2 separate regions of the Homo sapiens genome follow, and region 1 is linked to region 2. A link is an interaction called in ENCODE POLR2A ChIA-PET data of the cell type or tissue named here. Cell type or tissue: endothelial cell of umbilical vein. All regions are shown on one strand.

Region 1 (2,500 bases), 210 kb before region 2:
TTATAACTTTGTAATAAGCATTTTAGCCTTTGTAATAGGGATTGTGGTAGAATGTGTCTTTTTTTTGGTGTGACAGTGGAGGCCATTGTGGTGGTCTTGCTTTGTTGAAATGGCTGATGGCCTTGTACTGCCCAGAGGTGTCTTCATGGCACTTTGATTTATCCTTGTTTGTAACATGTGCTTCAAAGTCCCCGAGTAGTGTGTGTCCTCCAGTCACGGAGGAGCCTAGACAGAGCAGTAGGGAGAAGGGCATATGTGTTTCCCATATGTCTTAGTCTGTATTGTGTTGCTATAACAATACTTGAGACTGGGTAATTTTGAAGGAACAGAGATTTCATTTCTTACAGTTGCATAAGCTGGAAAGCCCAAGGTTGATGAGCTGCATCTGCCAAGGGCCTTCTTGATGCATCATCTCATGGCAGAAGGACAAGAGAACATGTGAAAAAGGAGTGACAGACAGAGTGCATGTGCAAGTGAGTGAGGGCCAAACTTGCTTTTCTAACGAACTCTCTTGATTACAAACCTATGCCTGAGATAACATGAATCCATTTGTGAGGGCAGGGACCTCATGACCTAATGACCTCTTAAAGCTCACATCTCTCAACACTATTACATTGAGGATTATGTTTTCAACATATGAACTCTGAGGGATGCAGTCAGACCATAGCAGTGTCCAATGTAATCACCAGAATAATGTTACGTGCACATATAGAGGAGTATCACACTGTGTTGTTTCACTCTTGTTAACCCTGCAACCAACTTTATGACCTGCATCTACCTCTCTTTGCCACGATCAGTAGAATGCATTGGTGCTCCTAGGTTCATTGGTGTAATTGGATTCCCATTCAGTCTCAACTTGCTGCTGTCCCAGTGACAGCCACATGTGGGCTGTTTTTGATGAGGAGTATCCACTGCTTCATTCCTGTGGCTACAAACACAATATATGTCCTATCCCTCTTCCGTAGGTTGGTCTCTGTCATTCTTTAATATATAAAGAGATTGAGTGAGTAATATCCAAACCATTTTCCATCAAGTGCAAGAGTCTTCCAGTCTTACAGCATGCTTGCCATTTAATGGGAAAAAGAAATCTCTTTAAAAAACATCTAGCCAAAAATGCTTCTTGATTTAGCTTTGCTGGCACTGGGTTGCTAGGCAGCACTAGTTTTTATGTGAGAGAAAAATAAATGTCTTAAACAACAACAACAATAGCAGCAGCAATAATAAAGCTGCAAAGTTTCTAAAAGCTTTGTGTCTGCCTGAGTATTGACTGTTCAGTGTAGAAGTCAAAATCCCATAGCAAGAATATTTGACAAATTTTCAGACTCCCCCCCATCCCCAGTTTTCATGAATGTTGACTTGTTTGGCATTGCTATGAAAACTTTACTGTTTTGTGTGTGGTTTTTTTTTTTTTTTCTTCTTCTCAGCAGGGCTTTGCATTTTCTGGAGTGTTTAAAAAGAGACTTTAAAAGCACAGGAAACTTTCTGTCTTCCTTTCTCTTTCCTTTAAGGAGAGAAGGAAAATAATAATGACATTGTCTTCCTTATTCTGTTTTTCTTTAGCTGTGGCATTGGAAGCTTCTGCTGTCATGTGGCTCTGTAAATGGTAGATTGTATTTTCCCTTGGGACCAGAGTGGTTTGATAAGAGCAAATTTAGGAGAGAGTCATTCTGCATCATTTTAGTGCCCAGTATAGACAAAGCACTGGGGAAAATTGAAGGGCTCCAATATAAAGTGTGCATAGATTTATTCTGTGTTGTCTGAGAAAGCATACTGAGTACAAGTGAGCAGTACTTGCCATGAGGTGAGTTTTTGATTCACTAGAAAGAAGAACTTCGTAATATTTATAATAATGAGAACATGTTCATGTTAGGGATGGGATTGAGGTGGAAGAAAGCAGGCCTCTGAGGTCCTGCCCACTCTGAAATTTTCTGCCCAAGCATCTGGAGATGCGGAGCTGCAAAGAGAGCTCCTCGGAGCCTAGCTTAGTGTTTAGAACTTGGCATTCAATCAGTATTTGCAGAATAAAAAATGATGATGAAGAATATCACCCTATTCTTCATTGCATTTTTAGGTTGTTTATATTCCCAGGAACAACAAGACTACTTGGAAGGGAAGATAGGAAGGAAAGAATGAGAGGGCGAGTGTGGTGGCGTATGTGTAGGTCGGCTCCAGGGAAGGCACCATCAGGTGCCTTTTCTTGAGGGGAGAGGGTAGTTTGGGTATATATGGGCTTGGTTTTTTGCCTTGAGCTAGTGCTCACTATGTATTTTTTCTTTGTAAAATAAAGCTTTTAGAGCTGTCTTTTTTGTATCTCTCAAGATAAAATTGGGAGCAATAATAATTATAATAGCTAACACTGATTGAAAGATGATTGTGTGCCAGGCACTAGGCTGGGCTCCTTATATGACATTTAATTGGACATTCCATAGACAGTTTAGTATAATATGGCATAGTAGGCTCTAAAGTGGAATTCCTGGAGTTGAAATCTCAGCTCCACTCA
Region 2 (2,500 bases):
CATTTGTTGAAATGTCCTTTCCCTATCTTATGTTTTTGTTTATTTGTCAAAGATCAGTTGGCTCTAAGTATCTGGGTTTATTTCTGGGTTCTCTACTACGTTCCAATGGTCTATGTACCTATTTTTATACCGGTACTACACTGTTTTGGTAACTATGGCCTTACAGTATAGTTTGAAATCAGGTAATGGGATGTCTCCAGGTTTGTTCTTTTTGCTTAGTCTTGCTTTGTCTATGTAGGCTCTTTTTTAGTTCCATATGAATTTCAGAATTATTTTTTTCTAATTCTGCGAAGAATGATGGTGGTATTCTGATGGGGATTGCGTTGAATTTGTAGATTGCTTTTGGCAGTATGGTCATTTTCACAATATTGATTCTACCCAACCATGAGCATGGGATGTGTTTCCATTTGTTTGTGTTGTCTATGATTTCTTTCAAAACACTCTCAGCAGTGTTTTGTAGTCTTCCTTGTAGAGGTCTTTAGACTCCTTTCTTAGGTATATTCCTACACATTTGATTTTATATTTTTTGCAGGTATTGTAAAAGGGGATAAGTTCTTGATTTCATTTTCTGCTTGGTTGCTGTTGGTGTATAGAAGAGTTATTGATTTCTGTACATTATTCTTGTATCCGGAGACGTTGCTGAATTCTTTTATCAGTTCTAGGAGGTTTCTAGGGGGGTCCTTAGGGTTTTCAAGGTCAACGATCATATCATCAGCAAACAGTGACAGTCTGACTTCCTCTTTACTAATTTGGATACTGTTTATTTCTTTCTCTTGTCTGATCGCTCTGGCTAGGACTTCCAGTACTATGTTGAAGAGGAGTGGTGACAGTGGGCATCCTTGTCTTGTTCCAGTTCTCAGAGGGAATGCTTTCAACTTTTCCCGATTCAGTATCATGTTGGCTGTGGGTTTCTCACAGAAGGCTTTTATTACATTAAGGTATATACCTTGTATGCCGATTTTGCTGAGTTTTTTTTTTTTTTTTTTGAGATGGAATCTCACCTTGCTACCCAGGCTGGAGTGCAGTGGCGCGATCTTGGCTCATTGCAACCTCCGCCTCCTGGGTTCATGCGATTCTCCTGCCTCAGCCTCCCCAAGTAGCTGAGACTACAGGTGCGCGCCACCACCCCTGGCTAATTTTTGTATTTTTAGTAGAGACGGGGTTTTGCCATGTTGGCCAGGCTGCTCTTGAGCTCCTAATCTCAGGTGATCCTCCCACCTCAGTCTCCCAAAGTGTTGGCATTACAGGCATGAGCCAGTATGCCCAGCTGGGAGTTTTAATCAAAAAGCGATGCTGGATTTTGTCTAATGCATTTTTTGCATCTATTGAGATGATCATGTGATTTTTTTGTTTTTAATTCTGTTTATGTAACATATCACATTTATTGACTTGCATATGTTAAAGCATCCCTGCATGCCTGGTATGAAACCCACTTGATCATGGTGGATTATCTTTTCGATATGTTGTTGGATTCGGTTAGCTAGTATTTTGTTAAGAATTTTAGCATCTATGTGCATCGGCGATATCAGTCTGTAGTTTTCTTTTTTTGGTTATGTTCTTTCCTGGTTCTGGTATTAGGGTGATGAATTAGGGAGGGTTCCTTCTTTCTCTGTCTTGTGGAATAGTGTCAAAAGGATTGGTACCAATTCTTTGAATGTCTGATAGAATTCTGCTGTGAATCCATCTGGTCCTGGACTTTTTTTTGTTGACAATTTTTTAGTTACCATTTCAGTCTTTTTAGTTACCATTTTAATCTGCTTGTTATTGGTCTGCTCAAGGTATCTAATTCTTCCAGATTTAAGCCAGGAGGATTGTATTTTTCCAAGATTTTATCCATCTCTTCTAGGTTTTCTAGTTTATGTGTGTAAAGGTGTTTATAGTAGCCTTGAATGATCTTTTGTATTTCAGTGGTGTCAGTTTTAATATCTCCTATTTTGTTCCTTAGTGAGGTTATTTGGATTTTCTCTCTTCTTTTCTTGGTTAATGTTGCTAATGGTCTATCAATTTTATTTATCTTTTCAAAGAACCAGCTTTTTGTTTCATTTATCTTTTGTATTGTTTGTTTGTTTCAATTTCATTTAGTTCTGCTCTGATCTTGGTTATTGCTTTTCTTCTGCTGGGTTTGGGTTTGGTTTGTTCTTGTTTCTCTACTTCTTTGAGTTGTGACCTTAGATTGTTTGTGTTCTTTCAGACTTTTTGATGTAGGCATTCAGGGCTATGAACTTTCATCTCAGCATTGCCTCTGCTGTATCTCAGAGGTTTTGATAGGTTGTGTCATTACTGTCAATTCAGTTTGAAGAATTTTTAAATTGCCATCTTGATTTTGTTTTTGACCCAATGCTCATTCAGGAGCAGGTTAATTTCCATGTATTTGTATGGTTTTGAAGGTTCCTTTTGGAGTTGACGTCCAATTTTATTCCACTGTGGTCTGAGAGAGTGCTTGATATAATTTCAATTTTCTTAAATTTATTGAGGCTTGTTTTACGGCCTATCATATGGT

Evidence for each region. Peaks named below come from ENCODE experiments on the same cell type or tissue, not always from the same donor. Only the 100,000 strongest peaks of a DNase experiment are listed, where the experiment ranks them.
Region 1: POLR2A ChIA-PET joins it to region 2 with 5 read pairs; 2 of 35 experiments call an interaction of 5 or more read pairs at or near these places.

Annotation. Positions count from the first base shown.
Region 1 is chr4:147,975,144-147,977,643 of GRCh38, forward strand. All of the region lies in intron 18 of ARHGAP10 (Rho GTPase activating protein 10), which reads left to right. Among named protein-coding and RNA genes, the nearest start is that of MIR4799, 190 kb to the left of the region's middle. In endothelial cell of umbilical vein, no CTCF peak of the experiment used is centred here; DNase peaks (open chromatin) are centred at 1,118 and 1,418.
Region 2 is chr4:148,187,960-148,190,459 of GRCh38, forward strand. The region is part of intron 4 of NR3C2 (nuclear receptor subfamily 3 group C member 2); the gene reads right to left. Among named protein-coding and RNA genes, the nearest start is that of NR3C2, 250 kb to the right of the region's middle. In endothelial cell of umbilical vein, no CTCF peak of the experiment used is centred here; no DNase peak of the experiment used is centred here.